Linked DNA regions of Mus musculus: all the other regions are linked to region 3. Evidence: chromatin loops called from intact Hi-C (ENCODE). Cell type or tissue: heart. All regions are shown on one strand. Region 1 holds the start of Zfp974 (zinc finger protein 974). Region 2 has its middle 5.1 kb from the start of Zfp626. Region 3 holds the start of Zfp607b (zinc finger protein 607B).

Region 1 (8,000 bases), 240 kb after region 3:
CTGAAATTTCTTCCGCCGACCACAAAGATCGGACCTTCCGCATTAGCGGCACCAGAACACCAAAAGCCTATGCGCTAGTTTCGGCGTGGTGACCCTAAAAAATGCAGTTATCACCAGCAAAGCCCCCGTGAAGCCCGGCTCTTGGGGGCGGGGATGCCAGATCTGCGAGCGGAGCCCAGTGGTTTGTGGGAGTTCCCACGGGGGTGCGCGCTTAAAGGGGAGGCGCCCTCCTTTGAGTAAAAGTTACTTCCGGTTCTGCGGGGAACTGATTTTCTCGCCCTTAAAAAGGCAGGGATGCTCTAGATAGAAAATGTGACTGAGGACCACATGCTATGCAACAACCGTACTGTGTCTGTTAGACAGGCTAGACGATCCTCATAATAAAACTAGTCGCATTGAAAGTACTGTAATCGGTCTAAAAGCTAAAGTACAGGTTTGTCACATTAGATTTGAAAAGAGGTCAGACCCAGCTATCTGTTAACTTCAGAAAATATGTTAAAGATAAATACTCTAGCAGATTCAAAGTGACCATCTTTACATAATCAAAAGAAAACTCAAGTCGATTATAAAATGGAGGCAGATTTGGGGGCAAAGAACATTGCCAGTGATAATAAAGAGGCCAAGACATCAAGTGATAGTAAACATGGCTGGGCGTGGTAGCAATGGCTTTTATCCCAGCGATGGGGAGGTACAGCCAGCTGCATGTCTGTGAGAAGAGACCACCGAGGACTACCCAGTGAAACCCTGTCTAAGAACTAAAATACACTCAGATTATGGTGGCACATGCCTTTTACTCTTTTTGTGTCTGAGTTACCTCACTCAGGATATTTTCTAGTTGCACCCATTTGCCTGCAAAACTCATGATGTCCTCATTCTTAATAGCTAAATACTATCCCATTATGTAAATGACCCACATTTTCTGTATCCATTTTTCCATTGGGGGACATCTGGGTTGTTTCCAGCTTCTGGCTTTCACAGATAAGACCTCTATGAACACAGTGGATTTGTGGTATGGTGGGGCATCTTTTGGGTATATTCCAAGAGTGGTATAGCTGGGTCTTTGTGGTTGATCTATTTCCAAACTTCTGAGGATCCTCGAGATTGATTTCCAGAGTAGTTGTATCAGTTGGCAATCCCACCAACAATGTCTTAGAGCTCAGGCTCTAAGATCCAGAATTGATAAATGGGACCTCATAAAACTGGAAAGCTTCTGTAAGGCAAAGGACGTAGTCAGGACAAATCAGCAACCTATAGAGTGGGACAAAACTTCACTAACCCCACATCCTATAGAGGGTTAATATCCAAAATATATAAAGAACTCAAGAAGCTAAGCTTCAAAAATCCAAACAACCCAACCACAAAATAAGGTATAGAGCTAAACAGAGAATTCACAACAGAGGAATCCCAAATGATGGAGAAGCACTTAAAGAAATGTTCAAAGTCCTTAGTGATCAGGGAAATGCAAATCAAAATGACCTGAGATTCTACCTTACAACAATCAGAATGGCTAAGACAAAAAACTCCGGTGACAGCACTTGTTTCTACTGCACTTTTGAAACTTAAAGACTGTATCTATTTTTAAGATATCCCATAGGCTAATACTAGACCAGGAGTCCCCAGCTATATCTAGGTGACTGTTTCTGCAAAGCTTCCTGTTTTGTTATTCCACTGGCTTTTGGATCATTTATAAAGATGCTTAGCCTTCTGTCATGCCAATGTGTTCCGTCCTCCTTTCTCTCCACAGTGTGATTCTGGTCAGTCTGCTCCATCACAGTTCTTTTCTTAGTGCTACCCCTTATCCTTCATGGAAGTAAAATCAGATAATTGCCCTCCATTTTCTCCACAGGAGCTGTGTGGTGCTGAATACGTAACTAGAGATTAATGTCCACCACAAGCGTTTCCTTAGCTGCAGTCACTTGAATTCCTCCTGGGGTTCTGCAGGCCACATCCCCAGTCTCAGCTCTTTCTGCCTCTGTCTCCTGCTCTGTGTGTGCATAGCTTTCCCTCCTCCTCACACCTCTGTCTCCTGCTCTGTGTGTGCATAGCTTCCCCTCCTCCTCCTCACCTCTGTCTCCTGCTCTGTGTGTGCATAGCTTCCCCCTCCTCCTCTCACCTCTGTCTCCTGCTCTGTGTGTGCATAGCTTCCCCTCCTCCTCACCTCTGTCTCCTGCTCTGTGTGTGCATAGCTTCCCCCTCCTCCTCACCTCTGTCTCCTGCTCTGTGTGTGCAAAGCTTCCCCCTCCTCCTCACCTCTGTCTCCTGCTCTGTGTGTGCATAGCTTCCCCTCCTCCTCACACCTCTGTCTCCTGCTCTGTGTGTGCATAGCTTCCCCTCCTCCTCCTCACCTCTGTCTCCTGCTCTGTGTGTGCATAGCTTCCCCCTCCTCCTCTCACCTCTGTCTCCTGCTCTGTGTGTGCATAGCTTCCCCTCCTCCTCACCTCTGTCTCCTGCTCTGTGTGTGCATAGCTTCCCCCTCCTCCTCACCTCTGTCTCCTGCTCTGTGTGTGCAAAGCTTCCCCCTCCTCCTCACCTCTGTCTCCTGCTCTGTGTGTGCAAAGCTTCCCCCTCCTCCTCACCTCTGTCTCCTGCTCTGTGTGTGCAAAGCTTCCCCCTCCTCCTCACCTCTGTCTCCTGCTCTGTGTGTTCATAGCTTCCCCCTCCTCCTCACCTCTGTCTCCTGCTCTGTGTGTGCATAGCTTCCCCCTCCTCCTCCTCCTCACCTCTGTCTCCTGCTCTGTGTGTGCAAAGCTTCCCCCTCCTCCTCACCTCTGTCTCCTGCTCTGTGTGTGCATAGCTTCCCCTCCTCCTCACCTCTGTCTCCTGCTCTGTGTGTGCATAGCTTCCCCCTCCTCCTCACACAAAGATGCATCTGTGTTTCTTTCCAAGTTTTCTCTCCTGCTTCTGAAGGTGACTGTAGGCATGTGTTGAGAAATCCCTTCATCCCCTTCCCCCTTCCTTCCTCCACCCTCTTCTAGATCTATCCGTGAGTGAGCCACCCCTCTCCACAATGAACATTGATTTCCATACTTCCGTCATGTTCTTGTGGGGAGTTTTGGTTGCCGCTGTTCATTTTGTTTTTGTTTGATTTTGGTTATAGTCTTTTCTACATAAGATTTCTCTGTGTGGCCTTGGCTGTCCTTTGTGTTCCTCTGCAGACCAGGCTGGCCTCGAACTCAGAGATCTGTTGCCTCCGCCTCCTGAGTGCTGGGATTACATGTGTGTGCCACCATAATTGGCTGAATATTTATATTTTAAATATGTCAGACCTGAATCTACTGAATATGAAGTATGCCTATTGTAATTAGCGAGCCTGGGCCGCTGCCTTCCCCCCCCCTCAATGCTGAACGACCTTTAAATCCCAAGGAGTCCTGGATCGCCTGGGACTACATTTACTGAATGAGTGACGCTCACCCTCTTCTCTTTTCATTGTTCGTGTGTGTGTGTGTGGTGTGCACTTTTGCATGTATGAGTGGGAGTCAGTGTGCTCACAGATGTGCAAAAGCAAAAGATCAATAAGAAAGAAACGATTCCAAACAATGCAAACTAAAATGAAAATGTCACAAGAATACAATTGAGATCATTGTGTTGGCTAGTTACTCCTGGCATGGAGTCTGCCCTGAGGTGTGGTTGATATACCCAGCAAGACAATAGTGGAGAAATACAATTTTTCCATTGTCAGTGCATATTAACAACAGAGAGTTCACTTGTCAGAGGTCAGAGCCCATGTCTACTCCCCTCCCCCCCACACACACACCCCATCACTGTTGAGAATCTGTCTGGTGTAAACCTGTGCATGCTCTGTGTGCTGCATGGACTCTGAGAGTTCATGTGTGCATCATCAGTCTTGTTGTGTCTGTAGCCCTTGTCACTGAGGGCAGAATGAACACAGTGATCACCGCTCCACAGACAGACAAAGTGAGGGGAGCAAAACCTGTCACCCAGAGCTCCTCCTTCCCTCAGTCATGAGTCTGGGAGACCCGAGGTCTGGCCTCCTAGAACAAGTGTGAGTTGAGTGGCAGGCAGACTTGTGGTGGAACATGTGTGCAATCCCAGTGCTGGGGAGGGCAATCCAATTGGATCAGTAGTTCAAAGGCATCCTTGGCTACAGAATACATCAGAAAACTGCCTGCATTTTCAGAGTCTTACCAGAAAGGAAGAAAGAAAGGAAAAAGGGGAGGGAGGTGGGAGGGGGAGAAGGAAGGAGGAAGGAGGGATGGAAAGAGGGATACAGATACACAGACAGACAGACAGACAGACAGACAGAGAAATTGTCTGAGAAGGAAACGGGTAAACACTCTGAGATAAGCATCTGCAGTGTCCTGACCACAGGGCATCTCAGAATGCTCTGGGGAAGCCCCAGAAGGGCTTGGCTCTGATGATTCAGGAAGTTCTTCAACCAGGGCAGAGTCTCTTCTTAGCAACTCCCCTGCTGTATCTCCTTGATTCCTCCCTATCCCGAGCTTATCCCCGTCCCGCGGGAAATAAACACAGGACACACCAGATTCTTCCACGGTTAACTTTTACTTCTATATCATATTGAGGTAGACAAAGAAAGCTCAGAAAGTGTGTGGCTTAAATACTTTTGGTGACGTGTCTAAACTAGGACTGGTAGCAACACCCATGATCCTCATGCACCCTGGGGATAGGTTAAAGCCCCCAGGGGTTGGGCAAAAGCCTCGGAGATGGACTGGTGACTTTGGCTGGCTGTGCTCTCGCAGCTGCGCACAATGAGGTTTAGCACCATCTAGTGGCGGCACGTAGATTGCAGCCCTTTACATCTCCCCCTCTATAATTTATTAAAATGAGGCTGGTCTAGGCCTATGTAGTTACGTCCATCTGCTGTGGCCCCTGTTTTAGGTCGTTCCTCCAATGTCACAGCCTTACCCGTTATCGGGTAACCCTATCACCACCGGGCCCCATTGTCTTAGGTTGGTCTGTGTATGAGGAAAGTTGCCCGTCTTTGGATACCACAGTGTTGTGTGACTATAACTGCTAAATGGCCTAGGGTGAACTCTACAAAAGAGGCCAGCCAAAAATGAATTAGTGGAGAAATCATGATCACCTTATCACATGCAATGAGGAAACCTCAGCAATGTGCACGGACTGATCAATGATCGTTGAGTTTCTCTCATCTCAATGCAATGTATCCACAATTTTGTGGGATGCAAGGACAGAGAACTCAAATGCCAACTAATTCTTGAGAATAGATAGCCAAATTTCAGGGGAGGTGCCTTGCTCTATGGCAGCAAGTGCTTGAGCAATTACCACCTTGTCACGTTTCTGTTGAGATCTGAGTTTGCATACCAGCCATAGAAGAAACACTAGTCCACAACACAGGGTTGCACCAAACAGGCCCACTCCCACCCACTGTTTAAAATGTGAGAATACAGAGGACATCCAGGAAGAAAGTCCTTTGATTCCATCGATCAATGATGGGTCCACGCGCGTAGAATTAATCGTCATCACTGTTGTACGTAGCGCCTCAAGCTTTTCGTCAAATCCTTCAGACCAGTTTCCTGTAAGAAACAAAGACAATTCTTTAGATAGATTAGCTGCATGTGTCCAATTTTCATATTGGACACTAGTAATACATAAGGCTACTGATTTCTTATCACAGCCAAGCTGAGCCAATTGGAGCAGAATTTCCAGTCTTTCCTCCACCAGGTCAATGCGCTGGTTCACTATCATTAGCCCACCTTTTAATTGGGCACTGAGCACTGAATGTTGATCGATGGCTTCTGCCACAGAGGAGGACAACTGCTCGACAGTTGTACTTGACTGGACTGATGTTGCCATAGCAATTCCAGCAGCTGTAGCTGCCGCCGCACTGGCAGCCATTGCCACCACAACGGCTGCAGTGATACCAAAGTCTCGCTTTTGTCTGTGTAAGGTTATGGTGGAAGGGATCTCCACGGGGACAGGAACCCATCGTGGAATCTTGGCAAGCATTGCACGGCTGGCCCACTTAAGGCTCCAGCATTGTGACATCCAGCAGGTTTCATTAGTACAGGATTCAAAGGAACCATTGGAAAGAATAAACAAGAAAGGGGTGTACACACAAACTGGAGTAGGTAAATAATTAGTCTGCTTTATCAGTGTCTTATTAAATCCAGTGATTTCAGTAGTAGAATTTTGATAAATGGTTCTATCAGGTAACAGAACTTGATGAAACTGAGCAAATTTTGAAATACCATTAAAAATCGCTTTTTCAGCAGCTCCTCCTTGGAGGAAAACCAAGGGATTAAGATCTGTACAGCTACCATTAATCCCACAAAGTACCCATTTATGAAAAGGATGCATTCTAAAGTCCTGTATGAAAAGTCCCTTTTTCATAACGTATTTCTGCTCTGGGTCATCTATCATGTTGGGAGAAAAGGAAAAAGTTTTACTCTGATCTGCCCAACGAGTGACAGAGGATTGACAATCAGACCAAGGCAGGATCAGCCCTTCATCTTCCAAGCTACAATGAGGAGCCATTTTTGGTTGATTGGGACGTTCTTTATCTGAAAAGTTAGGTGGTAGAAATGTACCATTAACCCAAGTTGCCTCATGCCAGAAGGTCCGATTTGTAAGGGTTATATCTCTGTTGGAAGTGTCTTGGGTTATTTTCACCACGCCTCCTCGATACTTAAAAAACATTCCCAAAGCTCGGCTGGTGAGTCTGATACAATTTCCTAGTTCATAAATTTGGAAACAGAGAGAACCTCGTTCCCTTAAAGAGCGTTTTTCTCCCAATGGTGCCCAGATAGGGTCAAATGGTAGGTATGGCAGGCCTAAAGTTTTATTGGTCGTAAAAAACTTGGGAAAAACAACTGTATTATGACGAACAGGCATGGGCTTAGGGAAAGCAGACAGAATTGCCCATCTATACTCTCCAAATATACTAGGAACCCAAATCCACAGAGGTAGCACGAGGACTAGAGGTAGTTTCCAAGGGATCCATCTGGGAGTCATCTTCAGGTGTCGGAATTCTCCGTGTCAGTCGTTCCGGCAGCCAGAATGGGTTGTCTTCTTCCTGTGGGAAAACACAAACAGCTCCCCTGGATCTTATTAATATAGGATCCGGGCCTTTCCAGAGACCAGTCAAAACATCTTTCCATTTTACCATCTCTTTTGGCCTGTCAGGCTCTGAACAGTGACGTTCAGCCGCAGTATGGCCTTGAGCATCAAGGTTTAAAAAATTAAGAGTGAAGAGTGCCATAGAAACAGCTACTCTTGGCACTGTGGGTAGAACTTCCTGGATTCCCCCCTTTTGTTTAATAAGGTAGGACTTGAGGGTGCGATGGGCACGTTTTACAATGCCCTGCCCTTGAGGATTATACGGAAGACCAGTCAGATGAGTTACTTCCATCTGGCGACAGAACTGTTGAAATTTTTGAGAGGTGTAAGCTGGTCTATTGTCTGTCTTAAGGAGTTTGGGTTTTCCCCAAGCACTCCATGTCTCGAGACAATGTTGTATAACATGAGAGGCTTTTTCACCTGTTAAAGGTGTGGCAAACATTACACCAGAGCAGGTGTCAATAGAAACATGTAAATATTGATTTCTCCCAAAGGAGGAAAAATGCGTGACATCCATTTGCCAGACCTGTAATGGCCTGACGCCACGAGGGTTTATCCCCACATGAGGGACAGGTAAAAATTTACAACAATTGTGACATTGAGTAACAATCTCTCTAGCTTCTTTTCTAGTTAATGCAAAGCGGCGACGTAAAGTCTCAGCTGTCACATGAAAGCGCTTATGAAATTCTTTTGCTGCTTTTACCTGGGAAGACAGAGCAACAGCTATAACCTTAGTGGCTTTGTCTGCTAAATTATTTCCCAGAGACATAGGACCAGGGAGGCCTGAGTGTGCCCTAACATGAGTAATATAAACAGGGAATTTTCTATTTAATAAAACAAACTGTATTTGTCGAAAAATATTGGCAACTCTGCTGGAGGGTTTTATTACCCCAGCTGTTTTAAGAATGTTAACTGCATTTACTACATAGGAGGAATCTGAT
Region 2 (8,000 bases), 110 kb after region 3:
CACGATTTAGTCCTCAGACAAACTTGGTAAACAAGGAAGCCTCCTGTGGCTGCAAATTGCAATTGCATGGGTAATTGTCCCTTGAAGACAAGCTCTAGATCAGAAAAGAGGTTTTGATACTTGGTAAAAATAACTTCTGTGTAATAAAGAGGCCTCTATAAAGTGGTTTGCAGTCCTTTAGAGACTAATGCACCCTGTTCTCAGAAGCCCTATTCATCCTGCAGTGTCCCTGTTCTTTCACTCAATCACCCATGGTAAAGAAGATCATCTACCCTTGGTGCCCAGCTTTGTGAGGCTCAGATAAAAGAGAGATCCGGAAACTCCAGGACTGGAAATAATGTGCACTCAGAGGGTAAGCAGGACCGCAGGATTTGTCAGGGACTCATGGGATTCCCCAGCTCAGGAGTATGCACAGTTGCTAAAATACTCATTGAAAGGAAAAGGGTTAACTGTTGGCATTTTGTCTAGGCTCCACCCTACAGTTGCCTGGCAACAGCCAGGCATGCCGGACTCACTATTAAAAGGGTTGCTTGCCCTCTCCTCTATCTCTTGCTCTCTTGCTCCTGACCCCCCTCATTCCCCATTCCCCTCCCTCTCTCCCTCCAACCCGCCCCCGGCCCCATGCTCATGGCCTGCCCCCCCCCCTCTCTCTCCTTCCTCAGCCTCTCTTCCCATGCCCTGGTCCCTCAGGGGGAAGGGGTGCCTCAGCATGGGCCCACAGAGGCACCCCTCCCCCACACTTGACTGCTCCTCCACCAAACACATTCCTTCTCTCTTTATTTTTATAGAACACAACATTAACAGTGCAATTATAGCAAATATTGCAGATATACATAGGGAGGGTTCTGAGACAAAGAATTAAAAAAGAGAAAGGGGTTTTTGTTTTGTTTTGTTTTGTTTTTCTGATAGAAGGGAAATGTTTATTCAAGGCCTAGAAATAGAAAGACTCTAGAAACAAAAAAAATAAAAGGAGAGACAATCTCTTTGCTGTAGGAATAGAGGAAGAAGAAAGGCTCTTACTGCCTGTCGGCTCTTTCTGCCCAGGACTCAGCAGTGCACCTGAATTCCAAGACTGCAGGGCAGGGCTTTGCTGCTGCAGAGTGAGCCAACAGTGAGCTCTGCTGGCCCTGAACTTAGAATTTTCTTGTTGTTTGCTCCATTTGTGTTTGACTGTTTTTTGTATTTCCCTCATAATGGGAATAACTCAGTATTAGAAGTCCCTTCATGGGAGATGATTTTTGGTTTTTCCTAATAGCAGGAATAACTGAATATCAATGGTCCCATCATAAAGGAAGAAACGTAAAAGAAGCCCAATATCTAGTAGAAAACACTTGCAATAAAGCACTAAGCAAATGCTGTTTAAGATCCCAGAGGTAGGGGCTGAAGAGATGGATCAGAGGTTAAGAGCCCTGCTCTTCCAAAGGTCCTGAGTTCAACTCCCAGCAACCACATGGTGGCTCACAACCATCTGTGATGGGACCCAATGCCCTCTTCTGGTGTGTCTGAAGACAGCGACAGTGTACTCTCATATATAAAAGAAGTCAATCTAAAATAGATACATAAAATGAAAGCCTAGAGGTATTAGTTATTATTAGGTATTCATTATATGAAGGATGTTTCCTTCTCTTGGATGTCTAATGCTTAAATTAATGTTTAATTTTCATAGTAAATAAACTGAAAGAACAAAGTTCCTGCTTAGCATGACAGTAAGCAGGCAGGTGCTGGAGCGGTGTAGAGAGTTGCATCTCAATAGATAAGCAGAGGGCCTAAGTCTGATAACTCCCTCTCCCCATCTCTCTATCTCAATTTTTTATTTATTTTTATTTTTTAATTTATTTAGTGTGTGTGTGTGTGTGTGTGAGTGTGTGTGTGTTTCACATCAGGTATTCAAATTCCATTCATCTCTTCCTTGTCTTGTACTCACCCTCCACCCTTGTGACCTCCCCGAAAAGGAGAAAAAAAAAATCTCATGGAAACTGTAGTGTGTCAAAGTCTGTCTCACAGTATATCCCTTTGTCCACACTGTTTTTTTTTTTTTTTCTTTTTTCTTTCTGAGACAGGGTTTCTCTGTGTAACCCTGGCTGTCCTGGAACTCACTCTGTAGATCAGGCTGGCCTGGAACCCAGAAATCTGCCTGCCTCTGCCTCCCAAGTGCTGGGATTAAAGGTGTGTGCCACCACTGCCCAGCTTGTCCACACTTCTTTGCTTGCAAATGTTCATTGTAATGACTCCTTGGTCTGGTATGAGGCCCCTGGCTTCTGCTATACTATCAATACTGGAACTTCACTGGGACTCCTCTTAGTACTCTTTTGTCTCGCTGTGTCACAGAGAGCCTGTAGCTTTGGATCTGTAGGAACAGCCTAATCATGCGCTCCAGCAGTTCATCAATGGGTTAGATGTCAGGGTGAGCCAAGTCAAAACCCTGGATTTGGGCCTGAGAGGTATCTGAGCTGGTCTGCCTGCTGGCCCTCCTGCTTTCATGTCCACAGGGCCTGCTTACAAGCCACTCTACACCCCCACCCCCACCCCACGCCCCGAGCCCTGGTAACTGCCAATATTGTAGCTGGCTAGGGACATGGCCCCTGGACTTGCCTCACAAATTTACCTGCAGTATTGCTCAGACATCCGGCCCTTTTCTCTGGAAATCTCAAGGTGTAGAGACTTATGTGGTAATAGGTAATATACAAGGCCCCATGGGGTTGTTTAGAACTTCACCTCCTGCTGAGCAGGGAAACACCAGGCAGAAGCCAGGCCAGCCTTGGAAACCAGAGCCCTGTGAGCTGAAGACAGAGCTTGCTGTCCTCTGGACCGGCCACTGATACATTCTTGTCTACTCATATAGAAAAGCCATGATCCATGCTGTCTCATTGAGCTTTCATCTGACATCACAAGCCTCGTTCAGGACTCTTCCCTTTCTGTGTATATTTTCTAGGTCAGAGGAGCGTGGTTCCCATTGCCTTTACATCTTAATTCCTGGACCACTTCTGTTAGCATTCTGTAACAACAAAAACAAAACAAAACAAACACAAACACAAACCCATCCTTTGCTGCCACCCTAACACATTAGCTTTCATTCTTCACTTTTTTTGGGTTTTTACATCACCCTTTTAACCTACCCATATGAATGGTCCTGACATGCTTAATTTGGATTCCCACACCCAACAACACACCCAGATAATTTCATTTGGTTGTTGTTTTAAAAAACAAAGTCCTGGCTTGAAGAGATGGCTCAGCGGTTAAGAGCACTGGCTGCTCTTCCAGAGGTCCTGGCAAGGACATAATGGCTCACTTCCATCTATAATGGGATCTGATGCCCTCTTCTGGCATGCAGGTGTACATGCAGATAGAGCACTCATACAAATAAATCTTAAAAAATAGAATAAAATAAAATCCCCAAAGTTCATTTACCCATGAAGACTTAGGAGCCAGATGCTGGGTTGAAGGTCTCCTAGCTCTGAGAGCTGGTGCGAGCACCCAGCTATCCTTTCTACTCCACCAATGTCCCCGAAGGAAAAAGCGATTTCTTCTTCTCCATGCTGTCTTAAATACCCTTTTACTCAATGCCCCTCCTTTCTGCTTTCTTAGGTTAACTCCCTGTCATCTTATTGGTTGTTCTGCCTCTTGATCTAGGGTTGACTTTACTTTTAGCTTTTGGATTAGAGGTGTGTGCTAGGGCTGAGCCACACCACAAGGTTTTTCCAGGTCACAATCTTGAGGCTCATAATGTGATCAAATATCCTGGAACATCTGCTTAGACTCTCAACCCCACACCAGGTTGCCTATTCTGGTGACCCTGAATATGGTCCACTTCATCACTTGGAACATCTATCTATTTGATTCTGGTCTCTTGTACTATACCATACTTTGCATGAAAATTGGACAAATGAAATATCTGAATGAAGATGGCAAACTAACCCACCAAGAGGGACATTTGGATTATGTGTGTGTTTATGTGTGTGTGGTCTCTGCACATGAGTGTGGGTGCTTACAGATTCCAAAAGATGACACTGGATCTCCAGGAGATGAAGTGACAGGCAGTTGAGAGCCTTTCAGTATGAGTGCTAGGAACCAAACTGGGGTCCTATATAAGAGCAGTGCTCACTCTCAAATGCTGATCCAGTCTGCAGCCCCACTTTTCTTTCTTCCTCCTTCTAACTTTCTATGTTGCTTGCTTGCTTGCTTGCTTGCTTGCTTGCTTGCTTGCTTGCTTGCTTTGCAAGACAGGTCTCATCCTGTAGCTCAGGCTGATCTTGAACTCCTGGCTCTCTTGCCTCACTCTTTCCAGCTCTGGGATGCTGGGATTGCAGGTTCTTCCATATCCAGCTAAATAGGTTGTTCTTTCATTGCGTATAAGGAAGAACTTGCAGAGAATACAGTTTTCTCCAATGCAGCCTCACTGGGTATATCCACCATACCCGAGGACAGGCCACATGCCCAGAAATAATTGGCCAACACAAAATAAACTCAGTGGCATTTGTGTGGACCTTTTGCTTCATTTTGTGTTGTTTTGGTATTTTAGTTTCTGTCCTATAGGTCATAAAGCCTTATTCACTTGTATGCATCTGCATGTACACCACTTCCCACACACATCTAAACAGGCACACTACACTCACATAAAAACTAGAAGAAAAGAAGATGAAGAAGGGAATGAACAGCACTCTCTCAGTAAGTGGCATTGTCACAGGCCACCCAGAACCTCATGGGATTTAAAGAGATTTCAGCATAGATTGGGACGAAAGGCAGTAACCCAGGCCCATTGATTACTATAGGCATACTTAATAGTCATTAGATTGAGAATAAAACAAACCAGAAAGCTTTGCATAAGCAGTCATCTGGGTGTGGAGAGGGACTCCTTGCCTATGGTCTCTACTTTAGTAATCAGACCGTGAAGTATCTTAAAAATAGATGTAATCTTTAATTTTTAAAAGTTCAGTAGAAAATATATAAAGTTTTAGTTTTACCAAAAAAGAAAGCATTTAAGAAAAGAAAGCTTTAATTAAAAGCATCTCTAGATAATAGGCATTTCTGCTATAGGTGTGTGTCTACAGGAACACCCTTCATTTAAATGCTTCCTGGAGTTCCGACATGAGGACTGTATTTCCCAGGGTCCACTGCGCCGGAAGTAAGGGATCCAATTCCAGTGTCGTGCGTGAGCAGCCTGATTCCATTAAAGGTTGTCTCCATTTTGATTCTGACAGCTTTCACAGTTGATTTGCTGTGCAATTTGACTAGGCACTGTTGCTGTTCTGGGTTTGTTCCATCAGTTATTGAGATTGAAAACATTTGTTTGTGACAGTGGATTTGGCTGATATTCCTCATTGTTTGAGCAGGCTTTTCCCTCCATGTTTGAAATATGCTATTAGGAGTATGCTTGGAATATGTATTAATTCTTAGACAGGGTTTCACTGTGTAGTCCTAGCTGGCATCATTCTCACAGACATCCACCTGGCTGTGCCTCCCCACTGCTGGGATTAAAAGCATTTGGTACCACACCCAGCCAAATTTATTTTCAATAGATTAATTACCTACCCTCTGGTAATTAACATTACCCTTTGGTAGTGTTGTGTGTCCCCAGTGTGCCTCAATTATCAAATCAACTTGACTCTTCTTTTAACTATTATTACTATTATTAGGATGGTCACTTTTTTTTTTCTTTTTCTTCTTCTTTTTTTTTTTTTTTTTTTTGGGTTTTTTGTTTTGTTTTGTTTTGTTTTTTTGAGACAGGGTTTCTCTGTATTGCCCTGGCTCTCCTGGAACTCACTTTTTAGACCAGGCTGGCCTCGAACTCAGAAATCCACCTGCCTCTGCCTCTGGAGTGCTGGGATTAAAGGCGTGCGCCACCACGCCCGGCTGGATGATCACTTTAATTTGCTAGTGTATTTAACTTTAACATATTTTACTAGTTAATACATGGTTGGGTCTGACTTGTTGTCAAATCTCATCTGACAACCTATACTTTAACGTTTGGACCATTTTTAATAAATACATTTAATATGATTAATGGTCTTAGTAGGAACGTCTATTATCTTGAAATTTGTTTTCTATCATGCTCTGGAATGAAAAAGTTGTGCGTAAATATAAGAAGAAACACAAGTGATTTTGGAAGTTTAACAGTGTCATGTTAAAACAAAAATAGGTGTTTCCTACAAAAATGAAGCCTACTTGTGTATTTAGAATCCCTTTATGCGCTACTCATTCATTCTTCAAGATGGGGTAAATGACTGTCTCTCGGACACAGTTCTGTTGATACACAGCCACGGTTTTTTGTTTGTTTGTTTGTTTTAAATCTAAATTAACAGGGATACTGAAGCCAGGGAGGGTCCAGAACATCTGTCTCCTTGAAATCGCTGATGTAGACTTCCCACGTGTTAAACCAACCAATTCTTTAGTTCGGTTTTCAAATTTACCATAGTCCCTAACGGAGCACAATGAGGGTGAATCCCACTCAGTGGGGCTCAGGCAAAGCGGAATCAAGTCATTTACATCCCGACCTGACCTTACTTCCTAATCTGCATTTAAAACTTGGGCTCCTCTGTCCTCCACAGAAGAGAAAATCAGTTACGCTCAGAACCTGGAAGTATCTTTTGAACACAAATCAGGGAGCTTCAAAGCCTGCGCCCTTTTGCAAAGTCCCTGAAACCACCCTGCGCAGCTCCCAGGTGGACTGCTCCAAGTAGCAGGACCGGAGCTCCTTGAACTTCAGAGTACCGTGCTTCCTGGAGTTCCGTCGCCAGGACTGTATTTCCCAGGGTCCACCGCGCCGGAAGTAAGGGATCCAATTCCGGTGTCGTGCGTGGGCACCGCGGAAATTGACATTTATGGTCGTTGAAGAAACCAGTTTGGTCTAAGTCTTCACAGAGTAAGGCCGGACTCATCGGGCTGGGTGTGGGTGTGGAGGGTGGTGTGGGGGTGCTGATATATGAGTGAGTGTGTGTGTATGTCTGTGTGTCTGTGTATATATACCTGCATTATTTGTGTCTCTGTGCTTGTCGCTTTCTGCCCCGTCGTTTTTTTGTTTTTGTTTTTGTTTTTTCCTTGGCCACTGGGACTACACAGAGGACCAAACTTCAGTAAGGAGAGGTCAGGTGCGGAGTCTGCCAGAGGTTCAGAGGAGCTTGAGACGAGCATTTGAGGCTGGAAGTGCCTCCGAGGGTCGCCTGGGAGGGCAGCTACTTGCTGAGTTCCACGATTTTCTCAGAGCTGTAGCCATTGTGAGTGTTGAGGGAAGTGAAGGAAAGTGCTCACTGAGGATGCTCTCGGATATAGTCTGAGATCTCGTGCTTACTCAGGCTCCCCGAGTAGACAGTTATTCCAAAGGAGGGCTCGAGACCCATGAGAACATTATTGCTTCCTAAGATTCAACAGCGAGTTTGCTCTTTTTTTTTTTTTTTTTTTTTTTTTTTGGTTTTTTGAGACAGGGTTTCTCTGTGTAGCTCTGGCTGTCCTGGAACTCACTTTGTAGACCAGGCTGGCCTCGAACTCAGAAATCCGCCTGCCTCTGCCTCCCAAGTGCTGGGATTAAAGGCGTGCGCCACCACGCCCGGCTGCGAGTTTGCTCTTAATGTTTGAGAAATGAGGTTGAAGTTTTAGAATATGTAATTGTCACTACATGAAGAAGGAATGTGCAGATTCATACCTCCACCATTGCGTCCCCTCATTGTTTCTTCCCTTTCCACTTAGTATTCATAGTATCGTTTCAGTGACCCTTGACTTGTTTACAGTCACGACCTCTTAAGATGTTATAGACAGGAACCTTCAGAGGTTAGTGTTAGGGTTTTTGTTGTTGTTGTTGTTTGTGTGTATGTGTGTTTGTTTTGTTTTGGTATTAGTACAGTATGATATTTTGGATTCTATGTGTGCTCTGGAATGACTAAATTCATAACAGTTTTGTAGTGAATACACTTACTGCCTACTCTCTTAGTCTTTACAAACTATTAGTCATGTCACCGTGTTTCACAACGTACCTCTTGAGTGTCTGCTGTGTGGCTGACATTTTATTG
Region 3 (8,000 bases):
ATTATTGATCTATTAATCCTAATCTGGGCAATTATTGATCTATTAATCCTAATCTGGGCAATTATTGATCTATTAATCCTAATCTGGGCAATTATTGATCTATTAATCCTAATCTGGGCAATTATTGATCTATTAATTCTAATCTGGGCAATTATTGATCTATTAATCCTAATCTGGGCAATTATTGATCTATTAATCCTAATCTGGCTACCTGCTCCATCCCACGTTGCTTGCATATTATCACAGATCTGGTTCTTTGGGATTCAGATGTTTTTTTCTCATGGCATCTTTTCAGACCCTCTCCTCCTCCTGGTGATCTGAAACTCCCTCTCTCATTCCTCCCCCTGGCTGGGAGACGTGCTGCCCTGTTTTCTCTCTGCCCAGCCTTTGGGCAATCTGCATTTATTGTCAGGGCAGAGAACAAATGGTAAGATTTTGTTTATAGAACTTGAAACACGAGAGTTTTTTTTAAAAAATCTAAGTATTACAATGTCATTTTCAGATAGAAACAAGAGGTGAGGGCAGAGAAATGACCATTTGAAAACCCCAAGGATAACCTTTCCACGGGGCACAAAACCATTCTGACCACAGTTCATCTCAAACTCAGGTGCTCCCGTGGGCTTAGTGGGATGGAGACTTCCGTGAGCTCCCGACTGCAGCAGCCGGTGCCTTTGTGGCCACAGCACTGTCTGTATAGTGGGTTTCAGATGCACGGTTTCCCCATAGATCTGGCTCTGTAGATGGCCTATTGGTCCAACCGAGGATGTGAAATCTGAGCGCTAAAGAGGGTTCTTCATCGGGTGTCCTGAGCAGACTAAGGGACAGCCACAATGCCGCTGTGTAACGGGACATGTTCAACAACTTCCTCAGCAGGACAGGCGCATACTGAAGATTTGATATGCCATCTTAGGCAAATGGGGGCTGGGAACAAGGTGTTTGAAGCTGGTGTATACTGTGGCTTCTGGTTGCTGTGAAGAAAAGTTCAGACTCCCATAAGCTGTCTTCCCGGCAAACCTGGAATTCTTCTTCTTTTTTTTTTAACTTGGAATTTTTATGATTCTGTTTACTTACCTTATGGTTCGTTGAGATCTGATATGAGATTTGGGTATGCGGGAATTGACTTGCTAAAAGGTCCTTTGTGTAACAATCACAAAAGCCCTCCTGCGAAGCTGTTAGCCGTTTAGTTCAGCTCACCAGAATGGATCCCTCTGCTTCTGGGAAGCCTAAATTCATTCTGCAGTGTCCCTCTTTCTTTGATCGTTCAGAAAAACCCAGAACACTGACAAAGTCCCACCAGAGCACAGCGAGGTGGAACCCTGCAGTGGGTCTCAGGCAAAGCGTATTCAATTACATCTCGATCCAATTTTACTTCCTAGCCTGCGTTTAAAACTTAGGCTCACCTGTCTTCTCCACAGGGGTGAAACCCAGTTACTCACAGAACCCGGAAGTACACACACACACAGAGAGAGAGAGAGAGAGAGAGAGAGAGAGAGAGAGAGAGAGAGAGAGAGAGAGAGAGAGAGAGAGAGAGAGAGAGAGAGAGAGAAGGGCACCATCCCTGGGAACTCCCACAAAGCACAGGGCGCAGCTGCCAGATGGGCTGGCCCAGGTTGCATGCTGGGATATCCCAGAACTATGAAGCATTATATTTCTTGTAGTTTGGGACAAGGGGACTACATTTCCCAGGCAGCATAGGGTCGGAAGTAGATAACTTCTGGTGTGCAGGCGGAGCTACCCCGGATGGTCAGGTGGGAATCAGAAGTCACTGGTTGGCCTCCACAGAGTAAGGCGGGAGACCGCAGGCGGGTGTGGGTGTGGCGAATGGGTGTTGATGTGTGGGCGTGTAGGAACTGTGGTGTGTGTACGTGTGTGTATGTGCGTGTGTGTCTGTCAGTGTCTAACTGTATACACACCTTGAGCTCTCTGCATAATCTGTGTCTCTTTGCTTGTCGCTGTCTGCTCCTGCTTTCTCTCAGGGACACAGGGACTAAAGCAGAGGACCAAGCTTCAGTAAGGGGAGGTCAGGTGCGGGGTCTGAAGGGAAGCTTTCCCCGAGGCTCAGACTTGAGCTTAGGGCTATAATTTAAGGACGGGGGTGTCGTCTAGGAGGGAGGGTACTTGTTGAGCTCCGTGACTGTCTCAGAGCTCTGCCGAATCTGAATATCGAGGGAAGAGAAGGAAAGTTCTCACTGAGGATGCTCTCAAATGTAGTCTGCGATCTCATGTATACTCGGGTTCCCTGCTTAGGCCATTATTCAAGAGGGAGGCTGGAGAATAATGAAAATATTATCGCTACCCATCTAAGATTCAAGAGTGAGTGCTCTTTTCGGTTTGAGAACTGAGGTTTTAGTTTTAGAATATAGAATTGTTAGGAAATGAAGCAGGAGCATGCAAATTTACAACTGCACTATTGTCCTTAGTGTCCCCTCCCGTTCCAGCTAGTATTCACATTATCATTTCAGTGACCCTTGATGTCTTCTGTCGACAATCCCATCTTTTTCCCAAGCTGTTTTCCATAGGGACCTACAGAGGTTAGCATTAGGGCTTTCAAACGCTGCTGTTCTACATCTGATTTCTATTTCCATGGCATCACAAGACAGGAAAAGAATGCAGTCGATAGATGGTCTGTTCGCTTGTGAGGATTTCGGGAGTGGGAAAGTGATAGCACTGAAGGACTTCATCTAACTTATATTTTTGTCACGAGTACACTTGCCATCTACTCTCTAAGACTTTACAAACTATTAATCCCAGTCACCATGTTTCATGACACATCTCCCAACTCTCTCGCTTATGGTATAGATCTACCTCCCACTCTCGACCCCGATGCTGCACATCCAGCCTCCGCCACTCAAACCCCAGTAACCGGCATCTTACTGTTCCTAGGAGAAAACAGCTTCAGATTCTACATGACTGAGACCATGGGGGTCTGTCTTTTGTTTAAAGATGAAGTATTTGTCTTCAAAGTTATGTATGTTGGGTTATGTGTCCATGACCACAGGTGCCTCTGGAAACCAGAGCTATAGGCTTCCCTGCAGCTTGAGTTCCAGGCACTGTAGCTGTCAGGAGACTGAACTCGGTCCTCTGGAAAAGCCATAGTGGCTCTCAACCCCTGAGCCATCACCATCCCCCGTGCTTGCCTTCCTCTTTAGCGTATTGCATGTGTGCATCCATTTTGTAGTAAATGATTCACTGTGCGTGAGCCCCATCCTCCATGTGCTTGGTCCATTCGTCTGCTGGTGAGGTCGCGTATCACTGCTATGGAAATGATGCTGGAAGAGCGGTGGGAGTGTAAATGTCTCTTGCTGATGCTGATGTTATTTCCTTTTTTTGGTTTCCACTCCATAGTGGGATGGATGGATGGATCAGGTGGGAGTTCACTGTTTACAGTGACTGTATGAATTTACATTCCTTCCAGTAGTGTGAGTTTTCCTCCATGTGCTCCACGTTATATTTTCTTTCTGATACTAGATACTAATTTTAACAAGATGTATTTCTATCTTTTGTTCTTGAGGGTTGTGCCCACCAGACCTGTGCGCACCATGCATGTGCCTTGAGAGGCCTGAAGAGGGCGCCAACTCCCCTGAAGCTGGAGGTAGGGACTTTGGTGAGACAGGATGTGAATCTTGGGAATCGAACACAGGTCTTCTGCAAGAGCATAAAGTGATCTAAAACCACTGGGCCATTTCTGCAGCCCCCCCCCCTCCCCAATAATGGACACTCTTGACAGGCGTGAGGAGGCCTCTGATGGCAACTTTATCTCTCTCTCTCTCTCTCTCTCTGATGATTAGTTTCTTGCATCTCTGACTGGCCATACTGATGTTCCCTTTGGGGAAATGTCTATTTCCGGCTTGCCCGATCCTTAACCAGGAAGTTTGAGTAATGCCCAATATGTCCACGGTCCTGGAGGCTTCCCTGTATATTTTTTGCTATGAGTGTTAATTTCAAATTTTAATTTTTTTTTCTGTTTTGAGTTGACTTTTGGATGTGGCGTGACAGAAGACATTAGGATGTCATTCTCACGAATGTTAATACTCAGTTTGCCAGCACCACAGATAGAGGCTGCCCTAGAACTCACTTAGATCATATTTGGACTGGGTCTTTGAACAAGTTTCTTGTCTCTGCCTCTGGAATTATACACCCCTGCTACCACATCTAATTACAGCTAATTATCTCCATAAAGGATCATGGCTTCATTGAGACGACATAAGCGTTATCATAGATGAGGGAAGGTTCTCAGGAGAGTGGTCCATGGTGCACAGTCCCATTCACTAACAGTGAACACAGAATGCTGGACACTGCCTGAGCACTGCAGCTGCAGCCCCTCCAGCCTCGCTGTGCTTCAGCCCTGAGTTTACACAGGAGGGGCCACCTGGATGCCGTGAGCCCCTGTGAGCCTTGATAGGTGGGGTTCCAGTGTGAAGATCTGAGATCTGCGCACAGTAGGAGGAGCGGCCCAGGTGCAGGGCGAGCTGGAGCTCAGGGTGGAAGATGGGTCCCTTCTGCTGGCCTCTTCTGGAGGAAGTTCTAGGCAGACATGTTTGTGCCCTGCACTCCCACACTGCCCCCTTGGCAGTGGGTTGTCTGGGTTGGGGGGGATCGGCTTTGTGTAGACTCCTGTGTGCTTTCAATTTGTGTGTGGGAGGCTGTGAGTGGTGGGAGGGGAGAGAGTGAGTGGGGAGGCTTGAGAAATAAATGTAGTCGATGACATCATAGTGACAGAAGCCAGTTTGGGAACATCAAGTCACAATGCAGTGAATGGCTTTCTTTTTGTCCCCCAGGGGAGGAAGCCTGAAGAAGAATGGCCAGCTCCAGTTCTCAACACATGGTCTGTGTAAGTTGGCATTTTTCTCTTTGACATAGGGCGACCTTCAGGTTATGTGACTCCTGCCCTCTTTCCCTCTTGAAGCTTCCCAAGGATCCGGATTCCCCCAGCCCAGTCTGCCCCTTTCCAGTGAGGGCTGGCAGGTCTGAGCACTTCCTGTCTGTGCCTCTTCCCAGCTGGCACTGCGGTTGACTTTGAATGCATTCCTCCACGTGTGCTCTCTGCTTGGTCTGTGCTCAGGGAGGACTGTCCCTGCAGTGGAGGTGTCAGTCCCACAGGGAAACAGGGGTCTTGAGGGCTTCAGAGCTTTGAGGGGATGGTCTCATGTGACTGCCCTGGGAAATCTGACTAACATCTGAGGTGTTGTCAGGCTGATGACCCAGTATGTGTGGATGAATGTCCCCTGTGGGTGTGTGATGAGGTGACCTGCTCTAGGAGGCTTTAGGAGGGAGAGAGTTCAGTAATCAGAGGGAAAAGTCATCCAGTCTGTGATAGGGAGGTGATTGCAGTCTCCAGAGTCAGGGAAGACCTGAGACACACTTGCCACCTAGAAAGTATTTTTTAAAAAGTAGGTAGAAAAGATTAAACCTAATATGCATATAATATGGACTCCTATATGGTATGCTTATGGACTTTTACATAATTTACAAAAATCATTCTCTTAATATCACCTGATATCATAATAAACTCAAGGACTCACAGCATTCCTTATGTAATTTACCCTGACCCCAGGTGACATTTTCCTTCCGTGGGTATAACCTGAGGGATGTGGGTGGAGTGGAGAGGCACAGGTATTGGCTATGTAGGTGGGCACAGTCGTCGTTTATGGGGGGCTCGTGCAGTCAGGTGCCTTGAGCATTTCCTTATGGCTCCCTTCCCACGCTTGAGTCCTTTCCCTTCTGGTTTCCATCTTGAAAGCTTCCCCAGTTTCACTCTCCTTGTGTTTGCTCTTTCAGGGGTCAGTGACATTTAGGGATGTGGCTGTTGACTTCTCTCAGGAGGAGTGGGCCTGCCTGGATGCTACTCAGAAGGTGTTATACAGGAACATAATGTTGGAGACCTACAGCAACCTGGTCGCAGTGGGTAAGCCTGTGGCCCATGAATGGGGGATGTGTCCTCTATACTGTGGGCTTTCTTCATGTGAATTAAAACTCATGGCTGTCTTTTTTTTTTTTAAAGATTTATTTATTTATTATATGTAAGTACACTGTAGCTGTCTTCAGACACACCAGAAGAGGGCGTCAGATCTCATTACGGATGGTTGTGAGCCACCATGTGGTTGCTGGGATTTGAACTAAGGACCTTTGGAAGAGCAGTCAGGTGCTCTTACCTGCTGAGCCATCTCACCAGCCCCATGGCTGTCTTTTAATGTTTAATTGAAGTTGGGTTTGGTGTCCCATGCCTGTCATTCCTTCACTCTGAAGGCTGATGCAACAAGATTGCTGTGAGCTCCAGGTCACTCAGATACAAAGTAAGTTCCAGGCTAGTCTAGTCTATATGCTGAGTCCCTGTTTCAAACAAAACAAACTATTTAAATGAAATAAGAAAGTAAAGAAATAAATCAATAAATATAATTGTGGGTGCCTCAGACCCTCTGGATCCCTTTGTCTGTGTGGAACGGGTCTCTGGGACAGGTGGGCAAAGTGTCGGATGGAATGACAGACAGATGCACACAGGAGAGGTTGTGTAGAGTCTGAATGTAATTTGTCAAATCGAGCATCAAACTTTTTATACAGAAGAAAATAGGGAAGTTGGGTGACACACCAGCAAGGTACAAAGAGGTTACTGGAGTCTTACACAAAACAGAGGAATGCAAACACAGAAGGTCTAACAGAAACCACCTGGCATAGAATTCATTGTTAACAACTGGGATCAAAAGGAACTCCACCTAAGATTCACTTAATCTTAGAAGCCAGGGTCAAGGGCTTCGTGCCCTTGCCATAGTTCTTATTTTAGTCTATTGTATAGCCTACATTCCCCCTAGGCCATTGTAAATACATGAGTATGGGTGTAACTTAGCTATCTATAGTTCTAAGTATCTACTCTGGTTCCTCCTTAGGTCTCAAACTTCCTTCTTCCTAGAAGATGGTAAATTCCTGTGTAGGGCAGTGACCTAGCTTTTATTCAAAGTGATAGTGTAATGTCAGAGGCAATTCTGAATGTCACTGAATAGCAACATTCTTACTGAATTCCAAGCCCATGGTCAGCTCAAGGACTTTCCAGGACATTGGAACACTGGTGAAGGCTTAGCTATGTCAGAATTCAATCTTAAAAGGCACTTATAATAGGATAATACTAAAAGAGCACGTGGATCCATACACCAGACTAACGCGGGAATGGAATATTAATGTATGGTTTAGAGAGAACGCCAGACTCCAGGAGTGAGTTTCCGTGAAACTCTTTGCCTCGTGAGTGGCTTCCAGGCCTCTCGGCCTGTCAAGCTGACTCGACCAGAGTCTGTAGCATGTGGGCTAGAGAGATAACTTGGTGGTTAAGAAAACTGATTGTTCTTGCAGAGGACCTGGGTTCAATTTCCACCACCATCTCAAAACTGTCTGTAACTCCAGTTCCAGGAGAAAAACTAATGTCCTCTTCTGGACTCCATGGGCACCATGTGAGCATGTGGTGCTCAAACATCCATGCAGACAGACATTTCCATATGAAGGAAATAAAATGAATTTAAGTCCACAACTCAGTTCCTCCTTCTTCCCAAAGCAATAGTTTGAGATTTCTTTGGTCCCAAATAGGAGCTTCATGAAGCCCCTGCCTGCCCACACCTTGTTGGTCCTCTCAGTGAGCTCTAGGTGCCTCAAGGGGTCTTCCTTCATCGTATCTGATCCATATTCCTCTGGAAGGTGTATAGACACTAATCATCTTTTCTAAAAATGCAAAGACAAAACGTTTCTCCCAAATCAGCATATCCTTGACCCATTAACCAGGAAAACCTTTATTTTGGCCTCTCTCCCAGAGGAATACTATAACCACAAAACTCAAAATCACACGCATTTTGAAAATTAAAACAGGGCTGGAGAGATAGCTCAGTGGTTAAGAGCACTGACTGCTCTTCCAAAGGTCCTGAGTTCAATTCCCACCAAGCACATGGTAAGGCTCACAGCCATCCGTAATGAGATCTGATGCCCTCTTCTGGTGTGTCTGAAGACAGTTACAGTGTACTTAC

Evidence for each region. Peaks named below come from ENCODE experiments on the same cell type or tissue, not always from the same donor. Only the 100,000 strongest peaks of a DNase experiment are listed, where the experiment ranks them.
Region 1: it touches region 3 in a loop (9-fold over the local background); 3 of 42 quality-filtered maps call a loop at or near these places.
Region 2: a loop joins it to region 3, with 4 times the contacts of the local background. A loop is called at or near these places in 4 of 42 quality-filtered maps.

The regions. Positions count from the first base shown.
Region 1 is chr7:27,929,295-27,937,294 of GRCm38, forward strand. It overlaps Zfp974 (zinc finger protein 974), which reads right to left and starts at 164. Exons shown (of 5, transcript NM_001374027.1): 1 at 1-164. In heart, no CTCF peak of the experiment used is centred here; a DNase peak (open chromatin) is centred at 177; H3K4me3 peaks cover 1,220 bases; H3K27ac peaks cover 493 bases; H3K27me3 peaks cover 272 bases.
Region 2 is chr7:27,798,053-27,806,052 of GRCm38, forward strand. It overlaps a transcript of Zfp626 not described here. Among named protein-coding and RNA genes, the nearest start is that of Zfp626, 5.1 kb to the right of the region's middle. In heart, a CTCF peak has its summit at 3,330 (motif pointing left); a DNase peak (open chromatin) is centred at 6,759; H3K4me3 peaks cover 2,122 bases; H3K27ac peaks cover 2,855 bases.
Region 3 is chr7:27,687,704-27,695,703 of GRCm38, forward strand. It overlaps Zfp607b (zinc finger protein 607B), which reads left to right and starts at 1,637. Exons shown (of 6, transcript NM_001112731.1): 1 at 1,637-1,783; 2 at 3,512-3,592; 3 at 4,779-4,831; 4 at 5,779-5,905. The coding sequence starts at 4,799. In heart, a CTCF peak has its summit at 3,560 (motif pointing right); a DNase peak (open chromatin) is centred at 1,708; H3K4me3 peaks cover 2,056 bases; H3K27ac peaks cover 1,836 bases.